Regions from separate parts of the Homo sapiens genome. Here region 1 is linked to region 2. A link is a contact called in ENCODE Hi-C or POLR2A ChIA-PET data. All regions are on one chromosome and are shown on one strand. Each heading gives the region's core, a stretch centred on a gene start or an enhancer-like site at or near the end of the contact. The rest is flanking DNA. Distances are from core to core; before and after follow the strand shown. Region 1 has its middle 4.2 kb from the start of ATOH8. Region 2 overlaps USP39 (ubiquitin specific peptidase 39).

Evidence for each region. A loop is a pair of places that touch in the nucleus more often than their neighbours do. ChIA-PET counts read pairs that join two places held with the same protein, here RNA polymerase II (POLR2A). Pooled maps may share reads with other maps.
Region 1: a pooled map shows a loop between it and region 2 (3-fold over the local background). The contact joins two enhancer-like sites. A Hi-C loop is called at or near these places in 6 of 50 pooled maps. POLR2A ChIA-PET finds 5 or more read pairs at or near these places in 3 of 52 experiments (AG04449, BJ and activated T-cell).

The regions. Positions count from the first base shown.
Region 1 is chr2:85,746,880-85,752,715 of GRCh38, reverse strand. No RefSeq gene overlaps it. Among named protein-coding and RNA genes, the nearest start is that of ATOH8, 4.2 kb to the left of the region's middle. RefSeq lists a silencer at 1,836-2,056. Within about 2 kb of position 3,320, at least 9 of the 41 ENCODE cell types and tissues checked have a DNase peak (open chromatin) inside an H3K27ac peak, as active enhancers do.
Region 2 is chr2:85,634,939-85,640,098 of GRCh38, reverse strand. USP39 (ubiquitin specific peptidase 39) reads right to left here. Exons shown (of 13, transcript NM_006590.4): 7 at 3,969-4,046; 8 at 2,663-2,730; 9 at 708-896. Among named protein-coding and RNA genes, the nearest start is that of USP39, 21 kb to the right of the region's middle. Within about 2 kb of position 2,463, at least 5 of the 41 ENCODE cell types and tissues checked have a DNase peak (open chromatin) inside an H3K27ac peak, as active enhancers do.

The sequences.
Region 1 (5,836 bases), core at 2,071-4,570, 110 kb before region 2:
GATGTCCTTGCCAGAGGACTGCTTCCCAGCCGCTCCCTTCCGAGGCTCAGAACAGGGCTTCACTCCTTGCTGGTCCCTTCTCTGTGACTGTTACTCCTTAAGGAAGGTGGACACTAAAAGCCAGCAAGGTGGTTTGGGAGAAGATGGACCCTTGACCCTGGCCTTGAACTCTGATGAAAACACAAGGGCTCACACAGAGTGGAGTGCTTCTCTCCTCCATGGGAGAATGCCTAGGGGTGGAGGAGGCAGATGGCACGCAGGGTGCTGGGAGGTGGGATGGGGATCTGGGCATAGCTTTGGGGGCAGGAGCATGGAGCTCCAGCCAGCAGCCCCGGTTGAGCCTTGGTTTGTCAACGACGGAACCCCATGACCACGAGCAAGACGTTTCCTCCCACCGTCACTCTTTTCTGTCTTTGAGGATATTTCCAGCCAACCTTCTCAGGGTAGCTGGGAAAGGACAAAGAGATGGATGTCAAAGGACTTTGACATAAGACTTCAAACATAGACACACACACACACACACACTGAGGCATGCAGTTTTCTGAATATAGTAAATGCAAAATCTCATTTTGCCACCAAGGTGGGTGCCAGCATCATAAAGCATGTGCTCCCGGAGACATCGTCTTCCCTGGACACCTGCATATTCCTGCACCTTATCTCTGTCCTGGAGACCAGGTGTGTGCTGCCAAAGAGGAGCCCTCATTCTCCTGTCGTTTCCCTGCTCAGCCTCGAACCCTAAAGTTCTGGCCTTTGCTCCCAGGTCTCCCACGGCTCCCCTTTGCAACGCACACTCTTCCTCACCCTTCGATGAACAGCTCCGGTCCCCCTCCTCCCGCGAACCTTCCCTGCTCACCATAGCCTCCAATTGCTCTTGCTGGCCTGTGTGCATGCTTGCTCAAAAGTCCTGCTGCAACTTAGCCTCCACTGCAGCCCTGTTGGAACTCCTGGGCTTGTGCGTTCCTCAAAGGCGCACTCTTGCCTTCCTCCCTGTCTCTAAAGGCTGGTGCTCAGGAAACCTCTGATAAGGACAAGCAACCCTCGTGCCCTTTACACTCCTGTCTGGAGACCCAGTCCTCCTGTGCATCCAGCCAGTCAGTGGCAGAGATGGAGGAAAAGTGACACTCCTTCTCCAGGGCTGCTCAGGTACTCTCTGAGCTTCAGTAGCTTCCTCTGTAAAACGGGAGTAATGATACCGTGCCTCACACGGCTGCAAGGACTCAAAGACGCAGCATGTGCAGCATGTGGCATGATGCCTAGAGTCTAGGGAATGGTGACCTTGGGCATCCTGGGTCAGCCAGCTGCTAAGGCCCCCTTGCATCCCAGACTTGGGTGTAGCTGAAGACTGGGGTGCCCGTGGCTGGTGAGGTTGTGTGAGAAGTCTCTAGCAGGACTGAATTTTGTCCTTAAAGAGGCCAAGCTGTGTCTGGGAAAATCACATCTTGGCTGAATACCAAAGGATCCACTCATACTGATCCTAAGCCCCGTGCCAACTTCCCCCCAAATAGAGGAGAAGGTCACCGAGATCCCATGGGGCAGGAGGAGGCGAAGGGATTGGATAGGAATGATCAGCCATGCAGGGTGGAGGTAGAGCAGGGCTCCAAGCCGGGCTACAGGCTTCCAGACAGGCTCTTTCTCCTCAACATGCTGCCTCTCCCGCTGGCCAAATGCCAGGGCCCCAGAGTTGGCAACAGGCAAGCCCAGAGGGATCTTCACCTTGTCACGTACCAGGTGTGTGACCTTGAGCAGCTCCCTGACTTCTCTGAGCCTCTGTTCACTATCTGGGCATCATCTCTTGAGTCTTGAGATGGAATGGTGTGTGTGGGAACAGGCGACAAATTGTAAAGAGGCCGATTGATGTGGAGTCCCTGCTATTGCCATTGTCAGCCTGCCAGGTTGCAGACCTTCCAGGTCCAGGCTGGCTGCCCACGCCCCACCAGCCTAGGGGTCAAACCTGTCTTCCAAGGGCTCTCACTTCTGCCTTCCTCAGCCTTGCTGAGAATTGGGGCAGAGACCAGCTGGGCAGCACCCCCTGGTGGTATCACACTATTGGGACTGCACACAACACTGCGGTCTCCCCATGAGGAACTTTTGCCCATTGTGGTGGCCCTGTAATGACAGTAATGTGGATTTCATGAATTCATAGACTTTCCAGGATAAAAAGTCTCCCAAGGCTCCATTTGGCCCTACTCACACCTTTGGATGGTACAATGCAGACGACACCCTATGCCCTTCATTAAAAACATCGCCCACTGAATTAACCATTTGAGGTGACCCTGGGATCGAGGGATGTTGTCACTGGAAGATTCCATACCCCTTTGGATGGCTGGTCTAGGGAAAAGGAATAAAGATAAAAAGGGAAGGCAAAGCAAGAGCTTAGGGGTCAGGCCACTGGGAACAGATATTAGAAAGTCAGGCAATCGTTAATTCTTTAATACTGCCATGCAAGGAGTGCATACAAACTCTATCTCACTAATCCTTATCATCACCCAGGGAAGTAAACCCACTCTACAGATAAGAAGACTAAGGCTCTTAGTGGGGAAAAAAATAATCTTGCCAACAGAAAGAACAGTCACTGGGTGCGGTGGCTCACGCCTGTAATCCCAACACTTTGGGAGGCCGAGGCTGGTGGTTCACAAGGTCAGGAGATCGAGACCATCCTGGCTAACACAATGAAACCCCGTCTCTGCTAAAAATACAAAAAAATTAGCCGGGCATGGTGGCGGGCGCCTGTAGTCCCAGCTACTCGGGAGGCTGAGGCAGGAGAATGGCGTGAACCCAGGAGGCGGAGCTTGCAGTGAGCCGAGATCACGCCACTGCACCCCAGCTTGGGCAACAGAGCGAGACTCCGTCTCAAAAAAAAAAAAAAAAAAAGAACAGTCATGGGATTTGAACCCAGGCCAACTGACCCCAAAACCCAAGCTCTGAACCACTGTGTCCGCTGCCTCCTGAGAGCTCAGTGACTAGCATCTGGGAGGTGATAACTGGGCCACCTATAGGGCTGGCCTGTGTAAGCCAGCTCTTCCTGCTGTGCTGCCAGCCTGGTGGGCTTCTTGCTGTCAACCTCTCAGCTGGAGCCACTGGCCTCCCTTGGTCCAGCACAGTGCACTTCTAGCTCCTTCTAGTCAGGGTCAGATGGCAAGGGCATATAGAGCCCAGATCTTGGTATCCAGGCACTGGAGCCCTCCCTCCTTGCAAGTGGAATCTGCCCAGCAGTTCCTTGGTGCACACACCACCCGAGTGCAGACAGGACAGCCCTGCAGGCCAGTGATTAGCTGCTTCTTGGCCGGATAGGATGGAACCTTGGATGCTTGCTACATGAAGCTCTGCATTCCTGAATCTGGAGTCCCTATTTATGGCTGTTCAGATTGTTCCAAAGTAGGTGTGGCACCCGTTAGAGAAAGGGAGGAAGAGTGGAAACTAGACTGCCATGAGGAAACTCTCCTAGTGGAAACAGACACAGCATGAATGGTGCCCCCCTGGGGTGGTACTCACAGCAGCTCCAGAAAGGGCCAACCAGGGGAATAAGAAGAATCCAGAGTTCCTCCCCGCCTCCCATTCACAGTGCTAGCACTGCCACCATTAACCAGCAGGACATTGGATCCAGAGGACAGTGATGAGGCATCCAGGCAGGAAGCTCTTTCAGACTCTCCTGCAATCTTCCTTCTACCTTCCTCTATTCAAGTGGCCATCCCAATTATGGAAAACCGAGTCTTTGGGGCTGGGCAGATGCCAGATAAGGGCACTCTCTCCCTGAGACCCGCTGTGTGCACCATCTCAGCACATGCTCTGTGTACCTTCTTAACACATGTGCAGAGGGCAGTGCCCAGGGGGTAGGGTTTAGTCCTGACTCTTGGTCAGAGTGGAAAGGGAGAGTGGGGAGGGAAAAAGGTCACGAGGGTTGTCAACAAAAAACAGGAGGAGGCTGGCATGACATATCTCCACACCATTGGCCAGGTGTCCTGTTAAAGCAGGACATATGTCATTTCTCTGCTTAAAACCTCCGCTTGAATTCTTTTGCTCGGATGTTCGTGGCTGCTATGAATTCCTTCCCTCCCTGCATGCATGGAGAGGTGGAGTCTGTCCCTCCATTGCTGGGAACCTGGGCTGGCCTGTGACTGCTCTGGCTAATGGAGCCCTGCAGAAGTGCTGCTGTGCTTTATGGAGACTGGCTGTTTAGGCTTCCGGCCAGTTGGAAGCCTTTAGTTGCTAAGTGAGAAACCCCGGTGGGTTCTGCTGAAGAGAGAGGCCACATAGAAAGCAACACAGTGCCAGACATATGAGTGAAGAAGGCTCTCAGCAGAACCTTATGGGTGCCTCCAGCCCCAGCCTCTAGCTGGCTGCAGCCCCATGGGGGAACCCACTAAAGAACCACCCGGCTGAACCCAGTCAACTAACAGAAACATGAGAAAGAATATTAAATGGTTGTGTTAAGCCACTACATTTTGGGGTGGTTTCTTATACAGAAATAGAGAACTGAAACATTCGAGTAGGAGCAAAAGTTGACATCTGGTCCCCCATTTCCTCTCTAACCTCATCCCCCGCCCTAGCCCATATACTCTGCTCTCACCACACAGGGCTCCCTGCCATTCCTTGAACCTACCCAGCAGGCTCCCACCTCAGGGCCTTTGCATTGGCTGTTTACTGTGCCTGAAATGCCCTTAGCTCGGGTAGCCTCAGGGTTCACTTCCTCACCCCTTTCTGGTGTTTCTATGTCCCCTTCTCAGTGAGGCTGTCCCTAATCACACTCTATGAAGTTTGTACCCTTCCCCTTCAGTATTATCTACCTCTTCCTTGCTTTATTTTCAATGGCATTTACCATCATCTGCCATACTATAGATATCACTGGTTGCTTGGTTTCTGTCTCCCATACACTAGAAGGTCAGTTCCATGAGGTCAGGGATTTTTGCCTGCCTTGTTTACTGCTATATCCCAGCCGCTAGAACAATCCCTAGTACACAGTAGACACTCAATAAGTACTTACTGAGTGAATGAAGGTCCACTCCTCTGTTTGGACCAAGACCTGCTCAGCTATTTAGTCAGCTGCTTTGACCAGAAAAAAACAGTGGATCCAGAGACAGAGTTGGTCATGTCAAAGGCACAGCTGCCCTGACTGCCAAGAACTTGTGGTTGTCTTGAATCCACAATCTTTTCTCTGGCATTGGGTTCCCCAACCTGATCAATTGAGTTGGGAGCAATGGATTCAAGTCAACAGTCATTCTTACACTGGACAGAACTCGAGCTGAGCCGGGCACTGTAATGGGGCTGGTTAGAAAGATAAGTTTGGTGACTGGGCACGGTGGCGCACTCCTGTAATCACAGCACTTTGAGAGGCTGAGGCAGGTAGATCCCTTGAGGCCAGGAGTCTGAGACCAGCCTGGCCAACATGGCGAAACCCTGTCTCTACCAAAAATACAAAAAGTTAGCCAGTTGTGGTGGCACACACTTATAATCCCAGCTACTTGGAAGTCTGAGGCAGGAGAATCGCTTGAACCTGGGAGGCGGAGGTTGCAGTGAGCCAAGATCACGTCATTGTCCTCCAGCCTGGGTGACAGAGCGAGACTCCATCTCAAAAAAAAAAAAAAAAAAAAGAAGAAAGATAAGTTTGGTGAGGTTTCTGCCATCAAGAGCTCACGTCCTGCAAAGAGACCATCCTCATCCCTTCCTTTATCCACCATAAGCCTTCGCTACCCTCTGTAGAGCACCTGCTAAGCCTGGGGTTATGCAGCAGTGAATAGAGCAAAACCTCTACCCTGTGGAGCTGACATTCTAGTAAGAGGAGACACAGTGCCCACCTCAAGGAACTCCGAGTCCAGTAGGAAAGATAATGCAAGTCTGA
Region 2 (5,160 bases), core at 1,214-3,713:
GGAGTTAAAGAATGGCCTGGGCAACAAAGTGAGCACTCTCTCTACAAAAATACTTAGTTGGATGTGGTGGAGTGTGTCTAGTCCCAGCTACTTAGGATGCTGAGGTGAGAGGATCACTTGAGCCCAGGAGTTTGAGGCTGCAGTGAGCCATGATCACGCCACCATGATCACCCAGACTAGGTGATAAAGCTAGACCCTGTCTCAAAAAATAATAAAAAGGGGCACTATAAGTTAAGAGTTGGGGGTGACCAGTGAGAAATACCAACGAGTCTGGGAGGCTCAATAAAGTCAATATAATTTATAATAAATACGTCACATACATGTGGTGATTCTTACATATAAAATGAAAATGGGCCAGGTGTGGTGGCCCACGCCTGTAATCCCAGCACTTTGGGAGGCGAGGCAGGCTGATCACTTGAGGTCAAGAGTTCGAGACCAACCTGGCCAACATGCTGTCTCTACTAAAAATATAAAAAATTAGCCAGTCATGGTGGCGGATGTCTGTAATCCCAGCTACTAGGAAGGCTGAGGCAGGAGAATCGCTTGAAACTGGGAGGTAGAGATTGCAGTCAGCCGAAATCACGCCACTGCACTCCAGCCTGGGCGACAAGAGCAAAACTCTGTCTTGAAAAAAAAAAAAAAAAGAAAATGAAAAAGTCGAGAGAGCGAGGGTAAGTATAGGCAGGGCAGGTGTGTTAATGGGCTACCTTCTCAGTGATGCCATTGAACTTAGCCAGGATGTTGAAGAGTGGCACTTGGGGAATGATGAGCTGCTCCTTCTCGTCCTTGTAGAGGGGGGCAGTAGGAAGGTCCAGCGTCAGGTACATAAAAGTGGACTCCACCATTGTCTCCTGGTACTCGTCATTATGGAGCAACTGCTCTTTTTCTTCTGCTGGCTAGAAATGAATGAGAAGAAAAGAGAGGAAAGGAGTGTGACGGGTATAGGAACCAACACAGAACCGATGTTTTACCACGCCGACATTTCCTTCATCTGAAAGAACAAAGAGAAGTGCCCGAGAGATTGGGCAGTTTGGCATGCACCACCTGGTTAGATTAACTTAAGAACCAACAGGTTTCCTTCTTTAAAGATATTTTGCTTATATACCAGACTATCTAAAAAGCCCTGAGGCCAAGTGTGATGGCTCACGGCTGTAATCTCAACACTTTGGGAACAAAGGTGAGAGGACTGCTTGAGTCCAGGACTTCCAGACCAGCCTGGGCAACACAGTGAGACTCCATCTCTACAAAAAAAAAAAAAAATTGGCCGGGCATGATGGCTCACACCTGTAATCCCAGCACTTTGGGAGGCCGAGGCAGGTAGATCACCTGAGGTCAGGAGTCCAAGACCAACGTGACCAACACGGAGAAACCCCGTCTCTACTAAAAATACAAAATAAGCCGGGCGTGGTGGTGGCGCCTGTAATCCTAGCTACTCGGGAGGCTGAGGCAGGAGAATCACCTGAACTCGGGAGGCGGAGGTTGCGGTGAGCCGAGATAGTGCCATTGCACTCCAGCCTGGGCAACAAGAGTGAAACTCCGTCTCAATAAAATAAATAAATTAATTAATTAATTAAATTAAACAAAAATAAAAATAAAAATTAGCCCGGTGTGGTGGTGTGTATCTATGGTCCCAGTTTCTGGGGAGGTTGAGGTGGGAGGATCACTTCAGCAAGGGAGGTTGAGGTTGCAGTGAACCATAATCACGCCACCACACTCAGCCTGAGTGACAGAGATCTTGTCTCAAAAAGGAAAAAAAATCCATTAAAAAAAGAAAGTGGGCCGAGCACGGTGGCTCATGTCTGTAATCCCAGCACTTTGGGAGGCCAAGGGAGGTGGATCACCTAAGGTCAGGAGTTTGAGACCATCCTGACCAACATGGTAAAACCTCTTCTCTACTAAAAATAGAAAAATTAGCCAGGCATAGTGGCGCATGCCTGTAATCCCAGCTACTTCGGAGGCTGAGGCAGGAGAATGGTTTGAACCTGGGAGGTGGAGGTTGCAGTGAGCTGAGATCATGCCATTGCACTCCAGACTGGTCAACAAGAGCAAAACTCCATCTCAAAAAAGAAAAGCTCTAAGACCATCTAGGAAGCTTAGCTGAGGGCCAGGCACGGTGACTCACGCCTGTAATCCCAGCACTTTGGGAGGCCGAGGCAGGTAGATCACCTGAGGTCAGGAGTTCGAGACCAGCCTGGACCAACATGGTGAAGCCCCGTCACAACTAAAAATACAAAATTAGCTGGGCGTGGTGGCAAGCGCCTGTAATCACAGCCACTCAGGAGGCTAAGGCAGGAGAATCGCTTGAACCCAGGAGGTAGAGGTTGCAGTGAGCTGAGATGGCGCCACTGCAACTCCAGCCTTGGCGACAGAGGGAGACTAAGAAAAACAAAAAGAAAGCTTAGCTGAGCTTTCTGAAAAAACACAGCAGCACCACCTAGTGGCCAGAACACTTAAACCAGCACAGTACATCCAACCACTAACTCCCAAACTGAAAAAGTGCACTAGTATGACAGGGACCAGGCAGAGCTGCCACTAGGCAGGTGCTTTGTTGAACCTCTTCACAGGGCAAGCAGGCTTGTCAGTTCTCTGAGCATCTCTTCATCTCCCCTACGTCCCCTCAAGCAATATGAATCAGTCCAAGACCCAGGCTCAATTAACTCACCAGATCAGGATGGGGAAGCTTTTTAGTGAAGATCCTCATGGACCCCTGGAAAACATCAGTCACAATAGCTGCACAAACAGGAAGCAAGAGACAAATTCCGTGAGGATGGAAAACATGTCTGAAGTATATTTCCAGCTTCTAAATTTCTGAAATAAACCAGCATCTTCCAGCAAAAGACACAGAGCTCTCACTAAACACAGAAGTTTCCTTTTGTACTATATACCACCAGGGTACCTTTATAATTATTTGTGTAAATAATTACTTTATTTCTCTTAAGACAACTTTTTATCCTCCATCACAGGGCCTGGTCCATAAAAGAAAAGGTAAATGTGTTCAAAATGAAGGAATGGTGATACATGAATTACAAAAAAATTCACAAGCAAAACAAGGTACAGCCAAGGAACTTCCCATAACCATAAGCTACTTTCAAAGGGAGACAATGTCCAAACTGTAATGAAGACAAGAGGACAATGACAGACTAAGAGATGGGCCAGAACAGGATCAAAGCAACAAGAGAGAAAGCACAACCAAGTTCTAGAACCCTGCCAAGACGCAAGTTAGAGAGCTCAGAGGGTTAACACAGGCTGAAGACACCTGGTAGAGAGGGCAGGGCCATCCAGTGGGAAAAGCAACAGGCCACAATCCCACATCAAGACACCATCACATCTATAATCCTAGCACTTTGGGCAGATCACCTGAGGTCAGGAGTTTGAGACCAGCCTGGCCAACATGGAGAAATCCCATCTCTACTAAAAATACAAAAATCAGCTGGGCGTGGTAGTGGGTGCCTGTAATCCCAGCTACCCTTGGGAGACTGAGGGAGAAGAACTGCTTGAACCTGGGAGATGGAGGCTACAGTGAGCTGAGACCGTGCCACTGCATAGCCTAGGTGACAGAGCAAGACTCTGTCTCAAAATATATATATAATAAAATATCATTGGGACTATAACCATATTCTAGCAAAAACTATGGAGAGGGGCCTATTCAGAAAGAACATGTAGTTTATCTATAACATAGATACTAGCCTACCCCAGATAAACAGTTAACAAAAGAATGGGAAGTTGCCTCAGCCTCCCAAGTCGCTGGGACTACAGGCACATCCCACCACACCTGAATAACTTTTGTATTTTTGGTAGAGATGGGGTTTCGCCATGTTGGCCAGGCCGGTCTCAAACTCCTGACCTCAGGTAATCCACCCACCTCGGCCTCTCAAAGAGCTGGGATTATAGGCATGAGCCATTGCGACCGACCGCAAAGTTTTTTAAAAGGGAACAAAATAACTCCTTTTTATAAGTAAATGACTTACTCTTCTTTTTCTTCTTTGTGCCCCCCAGAGCTGAGTGCAGAGCATTCAGAAACCAAGACAGAAAGTCAACGCCATCTCCTGGAAAAAAAGGAAGGGTGGAAAACGTTGAAGCTAAGTGGCATTAGAGTTAACTTAAACCATGCACTGGTTGGCATTCCTGGTTCTCCCCCTTCCTCTCTGGCCATGCCATCCCATCCCAACTGCCGTGCATCCTCCTCTATCTTATCATTAAATGCTGGCACTCCTCAAGGTCAAGCTCTCACTCCTCCGATCTTGACTCTCTCCATAGGCTCTCTGATTCATACCAGGACTGTATCGCATCACTCAGTGATGACCAAAACAAATGAATATGACCTTTTAACATCCACTTTTCTCCAGAGTGAGCTCAAACTTCCTTCTTCCCTTCTGCAGCTCATGAAGATTCCTGTCTTTTAGGAAAGTGACTAGCACCCAGACTGAAAAGGCATACAGAACAAGGGGTTCTGAAAGCAGATTGACAATATTCCATGAAAATGCTGTCTACGGAACCTGCCACTCAGACATTTCAGGGATAGTGGCTACTTTTTTTTTTGAGACAGAGTCTCACTCTGTCGCCCAGGCTGGAGTGCAGTGGCATGATCTCAGCTCACTGCAACCTCCGCCTCCTGGGTTCAAGCGATTCTCCCACCTCAGTCTCCTGAGTAGCTGGGATTACAGGTGCCTGCTACCATGCCCAGCTAATTTTTGTATTTTTAGTAGAGACGGGGCTTCACCATGTTGGCCAGGCCGGTCTCGAACTCTTGACCTCAAGTGATCCTCCCGCCTCAGCCTCCCAAAGTACTGGGATTACAGGCATGAGCCACTGCGCCCAGCCAGATAATGACTACTTTCTCTTCAACGAAGATTTGCTTCTATTTAGTTCCTCTTTGCTCACGCAATTAAAATCTCAAAGACTATAGTATATCTTCCTCAACTTCATTTCCCTAAACCCAGAGGCCTCTAACAACTCCATAGAATGATTTTCTTTTTATTCCCTGTACACAGAATGCTCTTATGTAACAAACTACCACAGCAAGAAACACTTCACACATCTAAACACTCGGCAACTAATAACCTACTAGGTCTCAGAGATGGAGGAAATTATGTTTATGTGACATCATAACTATCCTAGCCAATAGTGGCTATGACAGAAGAAACTAGACACGTTGATTCT